Regions from separate parts of the Homo sapiens genome. Here region 1 is linked to region 2. A link is a loop called in an ENCODE intact Hi-C map of the cell type or tissue named here. Cell type or tissue: mammary epithelial cell. All regions are shown on one strand. Each heading gives the region's core, and the rest is flanking DNA. Links, peaks and the distances in the headings are about the cores only.

Region 1 (9,638 bases), core at 889-8,888, 220 kb after region 2:
ATCCTAATAAAAATGCATAATTAAAAATTGAAGTAGAATGTTTATATTATTAGTAGTAAGAAATGAACATCTGAACAACCTACTTCAGATGCAGAGGCAAGGAATTACACGTATTTGGATGACTCTATTTACCTGGACATTATCTTTATACCACATAATGATGGGAGATGGAGTGCCTTCCACTTCACAGAAGAGATTGGTCAGCTGATTTAACAACACCGACACATTTGTAACTTGTTCTTTATCTTTAATTACTGGAGGAACTGCAAAAAGAGAGGAGTCATAGCTAGCTAGTTTCATAATAAATATTATTTATAGAGTTTCTTTATAAGGGCCTTTATACAGCAAATTCTGAAATATTTGATGGCTAGAAAAGCTAGACATATTTAAGCATATGCTTTGTTATAAAATTAAAAAGTTTTGACCAATGTATTTATAATAACAACCCTTATTGGATTTTTATTATTTCAAGGTTTTAAATTTAGGATAAAATTTGGGATAAGCTTAAGGGAGAATCTACTTTTATTTCACATATTACTCAAAATACAAGCTTATGGGGTCTTAATTAAGTCACATGAGACTCACTACTTTGTTGATGAGGGTGAATATTGCCCAGTGTCTAAAGAAACCAATATTCATCAAATTTTAAAATATATATACACTTTCACTTTTGCAAAATGGCATATATACAGTATTTTCATTTAAAGTTAATAAAAACAACTGTTAATAACCTACACGCTCATCATTAACAGAGGAAGGTTAAATAAATCGTTGTGTATCTACACAATGAGATGCTATACAGTTAGGAACATTAAATAAAATCCAAGATAGATTGTTTAGTGAGACAGAGAAGGTGAAAAATGTGAATATAATGTTCTATTATATGTGTACGTTTTATAAATAAAAAGAGGATAAAACATTGTATTTCTTTCTATATTCATAAAATATCTCCGGGAAGACACATACATACACACACACACACACACACACACACACACACATACACACACACACACACCCTACACGCTGATAACTTTCCTTTATCCCAAATAGAGGATAAGTAGATGGCTCAGCACAGGGTCAGGAGACTTTTTACTATGTATCTTTTTCTACCATTTGAATTTTGAATGATGTAAAGTCACAATAAAAAATTACATGAAAGTTTAAATCAAATAATAAATGCAATCATACCACCAGATTTCTGTTTGGTAATACTGCTATTCACATTAATATTAAATGATATTACACTGAGAGAATAATTTAAACATTTAAGAACTGGAGACTGGCAAACAGTCAGTTACATGATTTTAGCTACATTTACCATGGACTTTGAGGTTATATTTTCTTTCTGTGGTTCCAGCTTCATTGACTGCCACACAGATGTACTCCCCATTGTCATAGGGTGTAACAGAAGCAATAACCAGCAATGTGCCATCTTCCAAGATAGAAATGCCAGGCTCTCTGCCTGTCAACTCTCTACCATTGTGTAACCATTTGATGGTTGGTTTAGGGGTACCTAAATAAGAAATTAAAGTCTTGTGATATTTTACAACAAAAACAGAAATTATTAAATATCAAATATATCAAAGAGAAATAAAGTTTTTGTTATGACAATAATTTATAACCTTAGGTCCTATGCTACCTTCAAGATATTTCTCCTGGCATGGAAATATGAAGATTATGTTAGTTAATGCCTCTAAATCCCGGTGGGTCTTAAGAGACCTATGGTAAAGTTTGAACAAAGTTGTTTTTATCTAAACATTCAGATGATAGTAAGTAAAGCATTTTCCTAGTGAGTTCACAGTGATTTGTTGGCAGGGCAGGAACTATATTAATCCTACGGACTGGATGTGGGGAGAGTTTTAGGGTGAAATAAAGACAGAGCAAAAATAAGACACCATCACAGAAATACAACATGAAGACTGCCAACCAAATAGAGTGTATATATGATATGGAGACACGATGTTTTATAATTCCCTTTTTTAAAAAGGCCTGATATTGCAAAGATGAGGAAACTCTACTGTTCATGCATCTTTTGGAGATCTGATTCTGTTAAACAAAGGATAATAGCTCAATTCTTGAAATGGTAGTTGAGAAATAGCTTTCCTGGATTCATTTATGACTAACAGAATGAATGGAAATGATGTACTCTTGGAGAAAAAAAATGATACAACAATCTTTGAGTGTATAATAGAATCAAAAGGAATATTGGAAATAAGTAAACATTAAATCTATACTAACAATGTATTTATTTAGCAAACATTTTGCCAGGTATTATTCTAAGCATTTAAAAAAATTATTTAATCTCCATAATAATAATAAAAAACATTAAATAAAAATTACATGATTACATAAGACATTGTTAATAATCCTGTATTAAATGACAGTAAAATATTAAAAGATGAACATATAACCCAGGATATATATATATAAAAGAATAGCAGAAATATGTAGAATATGTCATTGAAGCTACACTTAAATTGAGTTAAAGGCTTAAACAGTGACTATGAAAGTTATATTTATGGAAAAAAATTAAAGATTGACCTATTTAATTGTGCTCATAGTATAATGTTGACTGATGAGAACAAAAAGGTTAAACTGATAGACTCCAGTTGCCTGTCCATGTTGTCAAGAAAAAAGGAGGCTGTAATCATCTCCTTACATCTCAGTCATTCCTTTATGAACTTTAATCAGACTACTTAATTAATACTTGTTAATAAAAATGTAAATGAACAAACAAAAGAAAGAAATTGCATTGTCTTTAATTTTTAAATGATAGAACAACCATGAGCAAGATGAAAATCATAGTAAAAGATAATGAAAACGATGTCTAGTAACTTTAAATGAATTCAAGCATTATATTCCAGGTGAAAATGAGGAAGTAAGGAAGAGATGTTTTTCTAGGTGGAAAAGGGAAGTCAAAACAAGAAATTAGCTTGGGAGTCAGGAATCCAGTGGGGAACAAGAAGCAACACTGCCACCAGCGGGTCCAGTGGGAGTGAACACTCATGGTACTTCCCTGAGCTTAAACCCTTCTAAAGAAGGCCTCCTTCCAGGCTTCACCTCCCTAATTCTCAGTGACTCTTGGAATAGTTATTGTTAATTCTTTAGGTATCTGAAAAGCTTGTTAAAGACATTTTTGTTTTAATATAGGTAGAAAATAAAGTAATCATGGCAGCTGCTGCTGAGATTGAAAAGCTTGCCACAGAAACAGAGACAGCCATGAGGGCCTTCAGTTGCCGCTGCCCAGGAACAACTACTAAAAGGCACATGTGGGGGCACAAATGGTACCAGCCACCTGGAGGCATTCAGGAGGTTATGGAAAGACTACTGCTTGGACTTTGCCAGAACTCATACAAACCTGCTTTAAATCACTGCTGATGAATACACACTTGAAAGAGAGGATGTTCTTAATTACCTACTTGGCAGAGTTAGGGTGAAAGTGACAGTCCTTTTCACATTCCCCTGAGGAGAAATAATATCAATCTCCTGGCAGAAAACATGGTAGGATAGAAAGCCCAGAAATTCAAGGAAAGGAAGGGCTTGAATAAACCTCCAAGTGACAATTTACAAGCTGGCCCTAGAATTACCAGTTGAGAGTAGATTTAGGAAAAGAGGTTTTTAGAAGTGTCCAGAACAAACAAAGGAATAGTCCTAATTATACCTCTGCCTGGTTGAGATAAATATGGAATATTTTGAATAGCTCCAGCTATCACATTGTAAAGACAAAACCTGCCAAAAAAAAAAAAAGAATGAAATAAGAAGTAGCAGGAAGGATCTGAACTGGAAAACATGTGAGACTAGGCAAGTTTGAAAGAATGGAAAGTCTTTACATTGAAAGAAATAAAATACCTGCAAGGAAAAAAAATACTTATTCAAAGAGCTGTTATCTGAAAAATGGGTTAGTTTCTATTATGCTCAAATGTTCTACCAAGGATTGATGTGGAATTTTATAAGGATGACAATTTGGGTTCAATATAGCATTCTGAAACCATATAACATTATGCCAATGCCTATATCTTTCAGTATTACGTACCTTTTGCAGGACATGGAAATTCAATGCGTTGATTGGCCACTCTTTCTTGGAAAGTAGTGTTATATGGAGGTTCTAGATCTTCCACTGTGGGTGGTTCTATTAGGAAAATAAATGCATTATCACAGGCTTTCTTTGAGCAATTTCAAACTCTCCTAAGGCACAATTAACTACCTGCACTGATGAGTTGCTATCTCTGCTGATTCTTCTTTTAAATATGATTCCTATTTCCAGTTGCCAAACATTTCTACCTAGACGTCACCCAGTGCCTTAAACTCAAAATTCTCCAAACAAAATTCATTATTTTATGCTTCCCACAATCCTGTTCTGTTCCCTTATTCCCTCAATGAAGGCACTATGGTCCACCCAGTCATTTTTCTTTCTCCCTTAAGCTTGACCTCCATATCCAATCACATAGTACCACATATATTCACATATCTGTGTCTTCCTCTCTATGCTTAAGACCATTGCTTATTTCCAACCCTTATTTCCTCTTACCAGGCTATTCCAATAGACTTCTTATGGGGATCCTTTTCTCAAACATGTTCCCCTTTAGATTGATATTCTGCACAGTTCCCAGAATACTCTCTCTGAAACACAAATCTCATCATTGACTTATCTAATTCAAATCATTACTTGTACTCATTTTGTCTATAAGATAAAGTTTCAGACCTGTTCTTTCCTAAGTGCCCCCTGTCAGTGCATCCCATGTCTCTGAACAGCTCCATCATCCATTCATTTCATGAAGAAATTTGGGAGTTATTCTTGAGAACTCTATCTCCTTCACTCTCATATCCAATCCGTCACCATGTCCCGAGTATTTCCTTTCCTATTTATTTTTTAGCCCATTCCCTTCTTTTCCCCATTCTAACTACCATCATCTTTTACCTGGGCTACTACAATAGTCTATACCAGTTTCCCTTGTCTTCTCTAGCCGAATGATTCCCTCCCAAAAGAGTGACTTTTAAAACTGGAAATCTGCCACATCACTTTCCCAACGATAACTTCTTAAAGTCTTCTTATTGCATTTAGAATAAAGTCTAACTTCATTAGTCTGGCTTCCTAGGTCTTGGATAACCTGACCCATGACCACATCTCCAGCTTCATCACATATTACTCAGCCCTCAGTCTGGAATGCAGCCAGCTGGCCTTCACTGATTGATGACTGATCCCAGTGTCTCCAAAATATTACATGCTCTTCTCTTCATATTCTATGTCCTTCTCCTGGAAAGTTCTCTCCACATTATCTTGGAAGGGCTGCCCCTCACTTCTACCTACCCTTCAAATCTCAACTGACATGTCCCTACCCCAAGGGAGGCCTTGTTTGATTTGTCTTTCTGTTAAAAGCTCATATAGAGTTTTCCACCATTTCATGAGGGCATAACCAATGTCTAATTACATAGTCATGAGACTATTTCATGAATTATTATCTGTCCCATTCAACTATAAACATGAATATGTAATAAAGTTTGTGGAATGAACAGGAAAACTTCTTCATTAGTGTCCTAGCCAACCATCCAACAAAACTACAATGGGCCAGGTACCTTAGTACTGTACTAATACTTAGAACAGTAGTAGTACTAATTAATACTAATACTCAGTACAGCGCTAAGAACTATCTAATACTGTGCTAAATACCATACCTGCTTATCTTTTCTTCTTGTCTTTGTACTAGTATTCCCTCTGACAAGAATGCTCTTCCCCCTGATTTTCATGTGGCCGGTTCTTTCCAGTCCAGAGGATCTCACTCTAAAGATCACCTTCTCAGAGAAGTCCTGCTTGATAGTCTAATCTAACATAGGCAACTCTCAGGACCATTGTCTTATTTTAATTTCCCACAAAGCACTTTTCACAATCGTATTTCTTGTTTATTTGTTTGCCTGTTTTCTGTCTACTCACACTATAACAGCTCATGAAAGCAGGGGTTTTGCCTTTGTCACTACTTTCTCATCACCGCCTAAACATGACAGATGCCTGGCAAGAGCTCGATCAGTATTTGTTGCTTGAAGAAATAAACATTGATCTTTAAATCTTCAAAGCAAATACAGTATTAATAGAGAAGTAGTGGACCTAGATTTCCTAGGGCTCTATTTTGAGTGCACCCCAGCACTGTGAGGTGACAACCTACTCCAACTCACTCTTCCCACAATGTCTCCCAAACCAAAAATAGTGGGTGGGGCATCATCTAGGATTGTTTCTGTTTTCTACATGATCCATGGCAACTTTGCTTCAAAAGTAAACATACAAAAATTGATGCAGGTTTAGAAATGGTATGTTTCATTTCTTTTGGGAATGGTTCTTTCAAAGTTAAAGAGTCACAAAAGTTATATAGAACTCTTTCTGAAGTCATTTAAGATTATCGAAGATAATCTATTTAGCTCTAGGGCTTTTCTCTCACTCCCCACCCTACATACATATATTTTCCTGTGTCAAGAATCACCTTGGACATGTAGCGTTATCTCTGTTTCATCAGTGCCTGCTATGTTAGTAGCAACACATGTATATATGCCAGCATCTGAGGGCGTGGCTTGGTCGATGCTTAAAGTTCCGTCTGGATTGCTAACATGGTGCTCTCCATCAACCAGCATAGTGCTTCCACCTTTGGACCAGGTGATTACAGGAAGAGGAGTCCCTTGAGCATTACATGGAATATCCACTCTTTGACCAACTTGGACTTTGAGATGTTTAGGTCCACGCTGTATCTTTGGAGGAACTAGAAATAATAACTGGGTATTAATAATCCAACTTTCACAAATTCCTTTCTTTACTCACTTTAAACGAGAGCTCCTTATCAACAGGCAGCCATGGAAAAGTGAAATAATTTCAGAATTTGGACCTAGGCTCGGATCATTCACTAGCTAGGTGATCTAGGACAAGTCAGTAAACTTCCTGAGGCCTGTTTCCTTGATAATCCAGGGAAAATAGCCTGTAATGCCAGTACACTGCAAGGATTACAGGAAATAATAAATATAAAACTCTTAGTTCCAAACTTGAGGAACAGAAAGCATTTTAAAATATTAGGCTTCTTTTAATTTGTAAATAATTTTAGCTTAAAAACTCCCTTAAAAGGCAATGCAGATAATTTCTATAATATAAGGGACAAAAAGCATTTCTCTCCATGTACTCAGTTTCTGTTCTCTTTGTAGAAGGATCAGTGAAACAATAAGAAAAGTTTCTCATGAAATCTTTTGCTAATTTCAGATGAGAAAACCACAAAGAGCCTCTATCTCTTCCTTTTATCGACTTCCTTCAGAAATTTAAATGCAGTAGTTTATCAAAACACCAGCAAATGATTCCTGATTTCCACATACTTGCATTGTGCACTGTAGAATCAAGTTGAGCCACAAGGACATAATTATAATTAATGTACCATACATCCTTAAAAAGCACAATTTCTATGTTTTTTTCTTTAACTTAATATTTAATGAACACTTTCTAAAGGTTGTCACTAACAACCTTATATAGTTTATGATAATATTATCATCATTTTATGAAAGGGAAAACTAAAAATAAGAAAGGTTAGTGAATATGCCTGATGCCCTAGAGCTAGTAAATGACAGAACTCTGGTGTGACTTCACACCACATAATCAATGGGGACACAATTGTGGTGATTCATCTGAGAGTGAAATCAGATCAATCCTATCTCAGCTAATTTCTTCTGATATTTGAATATCTTTCATCTAAACAATGCCTGGTGTAGAGTATGCACTCAGTGTGTTGAATGAATGAAGAACTGGATGGACTATGTGGATTGGAGGAATAAAGCAAACTAACTAGGGAGCTGTAGTCAAAGAGTCCTAGGAAACAATTTTTTCAGTTGCTGAGATCTTTAAATATTGAAAATTATCATTTAAATACTAATAAATTATTATTTGAAATTTGTATTAGCTTCTATAAAATGCTACCGGCTTAAACACATTTTTTTCTACTGTATATCAACAATAATAGCAATAAGTGACTGTTGACCAGTAGAAAAATTGAGATCCAAAAATTTAACATAGTTTATTTGATAAAGGAAGAAACAGAAGATTGTTTATAAATAGCAGGAAGACTTTTCAGAGTAAACAAAAGAAAATCACAAGTCTCAGATTTTAGAGAATTTTTTTCTTTAATCACTCTATATACAATTTGGAAATTAACTATCAAATAAACTAGGATTACGGGTTTTTGTGTGGCCAGTCCACAGGGTTGTCATATGTTCTCATTTCAAGACTCACCATGGACATTTAATTTGACAGCCTGAGTCACATTCCCAGCAATATTTGTGGCAACACAAAGATACATCCCACTATCTGAAGTGCGGGTTTCAGTGATCTTCATTGAACCAGAAGGGAGGAATGTGTGTCTAAAAGAAAGAAACCATATAGTAGACCATGGAAGAGGAGAATTTAAATATCCCCTATGCAGCTACACTTCAGTATGAAATTACTACTCTGCAAGTAGTTTTTTAAACCATTTTCCCATCTGCAATGTACATCTATACATCTTAAAAGCCAGGACTTTTCATAATTATCTTGTGTATGATTTTCCTGCAAACATAAAACAGTTTTATTTTACTTTTAAATCTTAATGGTCTGAAATTCCCAAATAATTGTGCTTCTTTCTGCTCTATAAAGCAAATGTATATTTGAGTTAACTTTGTATTTATTTTGAACGTTTTATTATTATTTTCTACAATGTTAAAGTAAAGGAAAAAGAAGACATACATGTTCTCAAAAATAGTTGAATACATTCCTCCTATTGAGTAATAATGCAGCTGGGTGAGCCAGACCTACATATAAAAATGTTATTGCATTGTGTTAAAATAGTTTTAAAGGATAGGGGAGGCTAGGTAGACCTACCTAGTACCAAGATTTCTTATACAGCTAAGTCAAATGCAGAGTGCTCTTGGCCCAGAGACATGCAAATGAATAAATAGTTAAGGACAGAGTCCTCCAGAAAGACCTAAGCATATTTGAAAACTCAACATGTAATATGTAACATCAGAGGTGATATTACAAAAAGTAAGGAAAGTATTGACTATTCAAAGTGATGTCGGGCAACTGGCTCTCCAAATGGAAAAATAAAGATATAAAATTAGAGCACTACCTGATATTATTTACAAAATTTAAAATTCAGATAGATTGAAGTCCAAAATGTGAAAAAGAAAACTTAAAATATTAGAATTAAACATTGAAGGTTATGTTTATAATTTTCTTCATGTTAAGATACAAAAAGTGCACATCTGAAAAAGAACAGATTAATACACTGTGCTCCTTAAAAACTGAAACCTTCTGTACAACAAAAGACACCACACATAAACTTGACACCACAGAAATAGACTGAGAGAAGATATTTTCAACACATATAAAAGACAAAAGATTATTATCAAAAATAAAGACCAAATTTCTACATTCAATAAGAGAAAGACAAGTCACCAGAAAACTGTGCAACAGATTTACAGGTTATTCACCAATACCACAAATGGCCAACAAACACGTAAAAGTGTTCTCAGTTCACTTGAAGTTAATCACATGAAAATTAAAACAATTACAAGATACCATTTTACACCCAACAATTGGCAAAAATTCCTCAGTCAGTCAATACCATGCACTAATTAGAACA
Region 2 (9,638 bases), core at 956-8,955:
TTGCCCATGCCTGTGTCCTGAATAGTAATGCCTAGGTTTTCTTCTAGGGTTTTTATGGTTTTAGGTCTAACATGTAAGTCTTTAATCCATCTTGAATTAATTTTTGTATAAGGTGTAAGGAAGGGATCCAGTTTCAGCTTTCTACCTATGGCTAGCCAGTTTTCCCAGCACCATTTATTAAATAGGGAATCCTTTCCCCATTGCTTGTTTCTGTGAGGTTTGTCAAAGATCAGATAGTTGTAGATATGCAGCATTATTTCTGAGGGCTCTGTTCTGTTCCATTGGTCTATATCTCTGTTTTGGTACCAGTACCATGCTGTTTTAGTTACTGTAGCCTTGTAGTATAGTTTGAAGTCAGGTAGCGTGATGCCTCCAGCTTTGTTCTTTTGGCTTAGGATTGACTTGGCAATGTGGGCTCTTTTTTGGTTCCATATGAACTTTAAAGTAGTTTTTTCCAGTTCTGTGAAGAAAGTCATTGGTAGCTTGATGGGGATGGCATCGAATCTATAAATTACCTTGGGCAGTATGGCCATTTTCACGATACTGATTCTTCCTACCCATGAGCATGGAATGTTCTTCCATTTGTTTGTATCCTCTTTTATTTCATTGAGCAGTGGTTTGTAGTTCTTGAAGAGGTCCTTCACATCCCTTGTAAGTTGGATTCCTAGGTATTTTATTCTCTTTGAAGCAATTGTGAATGGGAGTTCACTCATGATTTGGCTCTCTGTTTGTCTGTTATTGGTGTATAAGAATGCTTGTGATTTTTGCACATTGATTTTGTATCCTGAGACTTTGCTGAAGTTGCTTATCAGCTTAAGGAGATTTTGGGCTGAGACGATGGGGTTTTCTAGATATACAATCATGTCATCTGCAAACAGGGACAATTTGACTTCCTCTTTTCCTAATTGAATACCCTTTATTTCCTTCTCCTGCCTAATTGCCCTGGCCAGAACTTCCAACACTATGTTGAATAGGAGTGGTGAGAGAGGGCATCCCTGTCTTGTGCCAGGTTTCAAAGGGAATGCTTCCAATTTTTGTCCATTCAGTATGATATTGGCTGTGGGTTTGTCATAGATAGCTCTTATTATTTTGAGATAAGTCCCATCGATACCTAATTTATTGAGAGTTTTTAGCATGAAGGGTTGTTGAATTTTGTCAAAGGCTTTTTCTGCATCTATTGAGATAATCATGTGGTTTTTGTCTTTGGTTCTGTTTATATGCTGGATTACATTTATTGATTTTCATATGTTGAACCAGCCTTGCATCCTAGGGATGAAGCCCACTTGATCATGGTGGATAAACTTTTTGATGTGCTGCTGGATTCGGTTTGCCAGTATTTTAATGAGGATTTTTGCATCAATGTTCATCAAGGATACACAATATCATTTTTACTGGGCTTTCTCTCAGATGATTATCTTTGGGATTGGGTGGCCATTTATTTCAGGCCTTTATTATTGTGTGAGTCCCCAAACTCTAAATGCCTTTTAGACATTTAGACATGAATTTGGATTGATGCTTTAGTGCTATGCATGCAATATATATTTTAAAAAAATTATTCTGACTTCAATTGGAAGGCTGCTTTCTTTGTCACATAAGCATGAACTTACTGCACAGAAATTTCCCCTGGCCAAATATAGCAATGCCTTGTTCTTTTATGATCAGCATTCTGGTATTTAGTAACCCATTAATATGAACCTTCTTATGCAATACAGTGACCTATTTTTAATAATTTACTTTCCACCAGTAATTGTTTTCAATGTGGAACAAAAAATATTTAATTTCATACATTGTGCACAAATTACTATGTATTCTAAAAATAACAAGCTCAATACTTTGATCAGATTCCACAGCAATAATAATTAGCTTATAGGGTCAAATATTCAGTGTTTCAACTTGGAGTAACCCAGAGACAAGGATGCTATCAGCCTAATCAAGTCATGATAATTCACAAACATAGAGTTCAAAGTGTATGAGGAGATTTAGCATTGTTATTCCTTTGCTACTCATAGGTCTCCTGCCTGTTTAAGCATAGATTACTAAAAAGTATGATATCCCATTATCATAAATAGTCATATATTTGCAAATGGTTGACAGTATATTTTTGATCTGTCATGTGATTTGTTCTCAAAACTGACATTATGAATTGAATATAATAGAAAGTAGACCCAGATTTTAGATTGAGTATTCAGATTGGAAGATTGTAGCTAGTATTTAATTCTATGCTAAAATCACATTTTTAAAATAAGAATTAAGCTGCTTTTGATTAATCAGTTAAGAGTTGGTATTTAACCTACCAACTCTCCAGAAGAGAGTCTGGAAATGGTTGAATGTGAAAGGCTGTGTTGTAATGACCAGAGATGCATTCATTCTACTGCTGTTAGAGTCCTGTCCTATCTGAATCCTGATGAGGAGTGTCCTTGAAGAACTTCTGTAAGCCTCCAGGATCATTGGCTGTGGTGGTTACTTCAATAATGCCAAAGAGGGGCGAGTGGGAAGCCTTCCTCATGGTTACCAAGTAAACAGCTATGCAATGTATAATTGGAAGGTGTAACCTCAGATTCCAGCTTCATCAAGTCATGAGCTGACAGAATCTCATGTTGTCAATGGTTGAATGAAGAGAAGCCTAGGCTTCCAGCACTGGTCTCCTGCTGCTCTGGCTAAAATGATCCTTGCTTCCTGGGTATGAGGGCATAGAGGTATAGGAGGAATTCAAGCACATGTTGAGATTAGTGAAGAATTTGGGGTTTTCTCAGAATGGATATGGATTTTATGTCCATTTTCCATTTATTTTCTCCCTGCAAGATACCTTCCTTGGGTAAAACTAAGTGTTCATGTGATTATGTCTCATGACTAAGAACCTATTTTCTTTGTTATTATCTGGCCATTAGATAATAATTGATATATTAATTTAGCCAAATAGGCAAAAATGGGCTTTATCTGTGGTTTAGAGAAAGAAATAATTCACATTTAAATAAAACACCAGCAAAATAATTCTGCATGTATAATGTGTTTTGCTTTGTCTCATGTTGGTGTATTTAAGCTGGAGCTACATTTCCCAGAATTTCTTTCACTGCATAATTCCAGGTTAGTGTGGGTCATAGGAGATACTTTGCATACAGTTTGAAAGGTAAAAATAGCCAGGGCCATATGATTTTTACATTGAGATAATTGGTGCAGGGCGCACACATGGTCCAGGGTCTGCTGGCTCATGCTATTGTCATGGACAGCAGCTGGGCACCTCCGGTTCCCACTGGACCACTCCCAGCTGCTGCTTCTCCCGGGCCAAGTGCATGTTTAGCCCCATTATAAAGAGCACCCCTCCTCCTGTAGGTTACTAGCATCATTGAAGTTGGAGACTGGGAGGCCGTAAGGGGCCAATACAGGTTCCAGCCTGTCCTCTTGGTTCCAGTTTGTCATTGCTCTCCCTCACCTCACAACTATCTTTCCTTCCTGGATGTCTTCCTTGCTGACCTCAGGCACAGTAATAAATGTGAAAATAACAGCAGAAAGTCAACTATTTGACCATCTCTCATGATTGTGTGAGATCAAATCTCTGTGATAATCTCCTATTACATACGTGACTTCCCAGAGGTTTTCCTTCTCTGATCAAATCATGATTGATACAACTGGTATGTTTTGGTGTCCAAGTGTATAAGCCAGATTTTCTTTCTCTAGAAATGTTTGACTCACAAGAGTTACAAACTAAGGACCTATATATCTTAGCTGGGCGAGGTGGCACGTATATCTAAGGACCTAATTATATGTCTGGATAATTTTTGTATTTTTTGTAGAGATGGGGTTTTGCCATGTTGCCCAGCTTAAGGACCTATATTGATATAATAAGTCTTCTGTTCAGGGGAGCTGGCAGAAAACTTAAGAATCTGAATATAGAGAGTGAATGTTCTACCGAGTTTGACTTTCAAGATTTCCTATATATTTATAATCTTACTCTATCTCTGATAGTAGTTTTATTGGAATACAAATTCTCTACTGAATCTGTGATAGAGATACCCTTTTAAAACATAAGATGCAGGCTAGAAACCCTGGAAAAGATTGGAATTGCCTTTGCTCTATGAGCTAAGCTGGTGGATTGCACCGGGTGGTGCTGGAAGTCTGGATTTTGGAATCATGCCAAATTGGAATCAGACATTTATTGCTGTGTAACCATAGACATGCCACTTAATCTCTCTGAACCTTGGTTTTTCTACCTGTTAATTCTGCTGAAAATATGGTAACATTTTCAATATTTAAAAATTGTTGTGAAGACTAGATGAAATAACAAATCAGGGCAAAATTCATGCACACGTGAGTGCAGAAGTTGCCATGTCCTGCCATATCCAATAGTTACCTGTGTATGTTTCACCTCTCTTTCAAATTTGAAAATGCCCTTGAGGGTAGGACTGTGCTTTTTTTTCATCGTTGTTCCTAATACTGTGTGAGGTGTTCAGTAACTGGCATGTATCTGGTTCATTCTCAATATTACTTGTGAGACAAATGGATGAATGACTGTCCAGAGGCACATCTTTATGGCTGATGCAGAACAATTCAACCTTCTCTTCTGTGATCCGAAATAGGTAAGGCTGGCTACTGTGTTTAGAAAGTCAGGAGTAATGGATGAATGTCTGAGAATCACTGTGTCTGTTAGCATTCGAGTTAAGGATTTCTCATCTGAAGATCTTGGAAGGCCTGCTACCTGCAGTTATAATTGTACACCAGTGGATGTCACCCTTGGAACACACAAGCATGCTCTCATGCTTGCTTTGAGAAGGCCAGACAGACATTCCACAGATGTTTGCTCCTTTCACAAGGGTAGTGTGGGAAATGATGTTGATCTCCAGGTGACATTCATCATCATGGAGCTACATCCTCATCCAAGGGCAGAAAGAGCACTTGCAGAAAACTTAGCAAAGCATGCCTTTATCTATAGGAATGGTGTTTGTTGATTGATGGAATTTTGAAAATGCTTCGTAGTGAATTGATACCATTGAAAAATGTTGTTTGGCTGTAATAGCGCTTGCCTCTAGAAAGGAAAACGGAGGATTCAGGCCTAGGCATGGGGAGTTCTCCTTTCACTTCTGTATTGGTGTTTGCTGTTTTGTTTGTACTTTGTCAATAAATCACTCATTCAAAAGTAAAGATTAAAAAATAAATTGTTTGGCAAAATCTTGGAAGTATAATTCAAGGATGCGAAATCCTGCTTCCTTGAATTGTTTGTCCTGTTACTAAGGAAGTTTTTATTTTGAAAAAAAAATACTGATAACATTCTCTGTAAAGTTATTGGTTTTCAAAACCGGTTTCTCATCAGACATCAATTCAAATTCATTTATTTCCATATTTATTATGTACCTAACTGTGTGTTAGATGTTGTACAGTTACTAGGGCATGATGGCAAATAAGACGTAATTTTTATTTTTATTTATTTATTTTTAAAATTACACTTTAAGTTCTAGGGTACATGTGCACAATGTGCAGGTTTGTTTTATATGTATACATGTGCCATGTTGGTGTGCTGCCCCATTAACTCATCATTTACATTAGGGATGTCTCCTAATGCCATCCCTCCCCCCTCCCCCCACCCCACAACAGGCCCCCATGTGTGATGTTCCCCACCCTGTGTCCAAGTGTTCTCATTATTAATTCCCACCTATGAGTGAGAACATACAATGTTTAGTTTTCTGTCCTTACTATAGTTTGTTCAGAATGATGGTTTCTAGCTTCATCCATGTCCCTACAAAGAACATGAACTCATCCTTTTTTATAGCTGCATAGTATTCCATGGTGTATATGTGCCACATTTTCTTAATCCAGTCTATCATTGTTGGACATCTGGGTTGGTTCCAAGTATTTGCTATTGTGAATAGTGCTGCAATAAACATACATGTGCATGTGTCTTTATAGCAGCATGATTTATAATCCTTTGGGTATATACACAGTAATGGGATGGCTGGGTCAAATGGGTCAAATGGTATTTCTATTTCTAGATCCTTGAGGAATTGCCACACTGTCTTCCACAATGGTTGAACTAGTTTACACTCCCACCAACAATGTAAAAGTGTTCCTATTTCTCCACATCCTCTCCAGCAGCTGTTGCTTCCTGACTTTTTAATGATCGCCATTCTAACTGGTGTGAGATGGTATCTCATTGTGGTCTTGATTTGCATTTCTCTGATGGCCAGTGATGACGTGCATTTTTCATGAAGACACAATTTTTGCCAGGCGCAGTGGCTCATGCCTGTAATCCCAACATTTCGGGAGGCCGAGGTGGGTGGATCACCTCAGGTCGGGAGTTCGAGACCAGCCTGACCCATGTGATGAAACTCTGTCTCTACTAAAAATACAAAAATTAGCCGAGCGTAGTGGTATGTGCCTATAATCCCAGCTACTTGGGAGGGTGAGACAGGAGAATCGCTTGAATCTGGGAGGCGGAAGTTGCAGTGGGCCGAGATTGCACCATTGCGCTCCAGCCTGGGTGACAAGAGCAAAACTCCACCTCAAAAAGGAAAAAAACAAAAAAACTGGTATGAATTGGTTTTATGGAGAACTAATAAGAAATACATGGCCTTCAAAATTATGTGTCTGGTTTCTAGTTTATGGGGAGATTTACAAATAGATAGATTTACAATAAAAACATATAGCTTATAATTTTATCAGAGTAAAAATTTATGATGAAGTTGGCAAAATTAAGTGGTTTCTACTTGAGAGTGTAATTGTGTCCTCAGAGCAATTTGTTAATACATCTCTGAACCCTCAGGAGTTATTTTTGACCCAGCAAGTCCACATCTAGAAATCATTCTCAGGTGAGAAAGGTGTATTAGAAAGGTATGTATAGGAAATTTTTATTAAGAACTATGTATATTGGAGAAAAATCAGAAGAAAGAAAGAGGAAATATAATAATCACTCCCTTAGCAGAACAGCGTGGCCGGGAGGCAGCTGTTGCCAAAGCACAAAGAGAGCGCGTCCCTGACCAGCCCTTCACCTTTGGGTTGCTTTGTGTCCCTTGTGCCCTTTGCAAGTTCCCAGGCAGGAAAATGTCACGCAGTGGGTTCTCTTCCCTTTGACTTTCGGGAGGAGGGAGTGGATAAGGTGTCATGTATCAGCAATATCTTGCACAATGCGGGATGCCCCACAACATAGGTGGAGAGTTGTGTGTTTGCCAAAACCTAACGGAAGTCCACTACAATAGACACAGGGAGGCAGGACTTCTCCAAATCCTAACTGGTTTCAGTTCTGCCTATTGAGAAGAATGAACTTCCGGTTGAAGAAGATGGAACGTTGTTAAGACTGAACGACAGCGTGAAGATGGTTGAGTTTACCTGGCTGTCCTAAATGAGCTCAAGTCTCTAGGATGGGACAGATTAAATTCTGGACTACTCACAGAACTGGCAAATGAAATCAAGTTAGCTTCAGAGAGCTCTGTTAAAAACAACAACAACAAAAAGTAGAGTGGTGCTGGAAAATGGAGCACAAGTAAAGATTGCTTTGATTTTATGAAGGGTGAAAAAAATTCTGAAAATGTTAGCCTTTGAGCCAACTGGTGAAGTATCTTAATTCTGCTTCACATCGGGGTATAGTTGGGTGATCTCAGGTTCAGGTTTCTCCTTCTGACCCTGTATTAGTTTCCTAGTGCTGCCATAACTAAGTACCACAAACTGCATGGCTTAAAACAACAAATTTATTCTCCCACGGTTCTGAAGTCCTGAAGTCCAAAATCAAGGTGTCAGCAGGGACATGCTCCTTCTGAAACCTACTGGTGAGACTCCTTCCCTGCCTTTTCCTAGCTTCTGGTGTGGCCATCGATCCTTGATGTTTTTAGGCTTGCAGCGGCATCACTCCAATCCCGGCCTCTGTCATCACTCGGCACGTTCCCTGTGTGTCTTCTAAGGACATCAGTCAGATTTAGATTAGGGCCTACCCTCATGACCTCATTTTAACTTGATTATGTCTGCAAAGACCCTATTTCCAAATAAGGTTATATTCATAGCTACTAGCAGTTAGGACTTCAACATGTCTTTTGGGGGATGTAATTCAACCCATAATGACACCTTCTTTCTTCTTTTTCTTTATCCTTTCATTATCTTATTCTGTTCTATATTGTGTGGTCTATTTCTTATTCTAGTCTATACCATATGTCTGCCTCTATAACTTCTACCACCTCTAAACTCTTTCCCACATTTATTTTTATGAGTAGGATTATTTCTGTTATCCATCCATACTCAGGTGACCCAAGGTAAAATTTAAAATTGACAAGTGTAACCAAAAATGAATTAATTGGGACATGCTTTCTTAAGTGGCACAGAGCCTGAGATGGGACCTAAGTACTTGGTCAGACTTTAAAGTTATCACTCCTGCTTTCTGGACCTCAGCTTCCTCATATGTACAATCATCTCCACACTTTCCAGCTTGAAAACTAATAACATGTGTGACAAACTAGAGTAACCAACAATTCTCATGTGGGGGCCTTTGATTAGGGGCAGAGATTAGGACAGGCTGAAACAAGCTCTACTGTTTGGCACATTAGGACCTGCAAATAAACTGTAGTGCATCCTCATTTCCCTACTGGAGTAGACATATCAACAGTCCCTCTGTCTTGTTGTTTGTGACTCATACTTCAAGGTTTCTTTAAACCCAACATCTGAAGCAACCACTAAAAGATGGAAGAACTGTAGAAGCAGCAGTTTCTTTTCAAAGAGACTGCTAGGCAAAAAGTCAAGTTCAGTCTGCAGGTCTGGTGATTGTTTCTGCTGCATATCAAAAGATGCTTATTTTTAATTTCCATATCATGTCGCCAAAGAGGTAATAATAACGAAGTGTTATTCTGTAAAGGAACAGCCCCGCCTCAAATGCATGTCCTTCTTTGATCCAACCAAGCCAGATGATAGTTATTTTGCTGTCAAGAGAGCAATGACAAAAGGCCAGCCAAGCTGCAATGTTTTAGCTGGGTGTGTGTCAACTGAGGACAGATGCCTGTGCCTCTTCGAACTAGAGGCTGGGAAGGCTCAGTTTCATTTGTTCAGAATCCAGATATAACAATTAGTACTGAAAAATCAGCTTATGGGATCAAAGCTCCCAGGGTGTGAGAAAGATTAAAGTGTCTCTTTGTTTTTACCTTTAGTCTGTGGAACAGTATCCTGCAGGCAGGAAGCTGAATGGATACAGAGAACCATTACTTCTTGTTCATTGTCTTTCTCATCTGCTTTGAATGAAAGCTAGTTTTTGTGCTACCTGGGAATAAAGCTACTTATCTTTCTTTTCTTTTTTTTGGAAACATTTTCCTAGGGTGCAATCATCAGATAATTTGAGTTGTACTTTATTTCAAAGTGAAATAAAAAATTGCAAGAAAGATAGAACACCATTTATCTTGATAGTGTCAATTTAGCAAGTTGTATCCTCGCTTTTAATCTTACTTAATAACAAGTACTTGGGGAACTTTGCCTGCCTAGTGTAATGGCATTCTGAATGCTGCCAAGTGCTCTATTTCCTACTGCAATTCTTCCACCAGAGCGATGTTGGTACCTTTGATCTCAGACCAGGAATGAGAATTTGTATGAAGACAAACCTTCATGTTCAGCTGTAGTATGGACCATGTTGGCCTTTCAATGGCCAGGTTCAGGCTTTGTGTGAGAAGCAATGGTTAAGC

The links. A loop is a pair of places that touch in the nucleus more often than their neighbours do. Peaks named below come from ENCODE experiments on the same cell type or tissue, not always from the same donor. Only the 100,000 strongest peaks of a DNase experiment are listed, where the experiment ranks them.
Region 1: a loop joins it to region 2, with 5 times the contacts of the local background. A loop is called at or near these places in 9 of 110 quality-filtered maps.

What each region holds. Positions count from the first base shown.
Region 1 is chr1:185,991,923-186,001,560 of GRCh38, reverse strand. It overlaps HMCN1 (hemicentin 1), which reads right to left. Exons shown (of 107, transcript NM_031935.3): 23 at 8,252-8,379; 24 at 6,474-6,746; 25 at 4,037-4,132; 26 at 1,322-1,516; 27 at 133-263. Among named protein-coding and RNA genes, the nearest start is that of HMCN1, 260 kb to the right of the region's middle. In mammary epithelial cell, for the core only: no CTCF peak of the experiment used is centred there; a DNase peak (open chromatin) is centred at 5,130.
Region 2 is chr1:186,207,899-186,217,536 of GRCh38, reverse strand. No RefSeq gene overlaps it. Among named protein-coding and RNA genes, the nearest start is that of PRG4, 84 kb to the left of the region's middle. In mammary epithelial cell, for the core only: a CTCF peak has its summit at 4,714; a DNase peak (open chromatin) is centred at 4,746.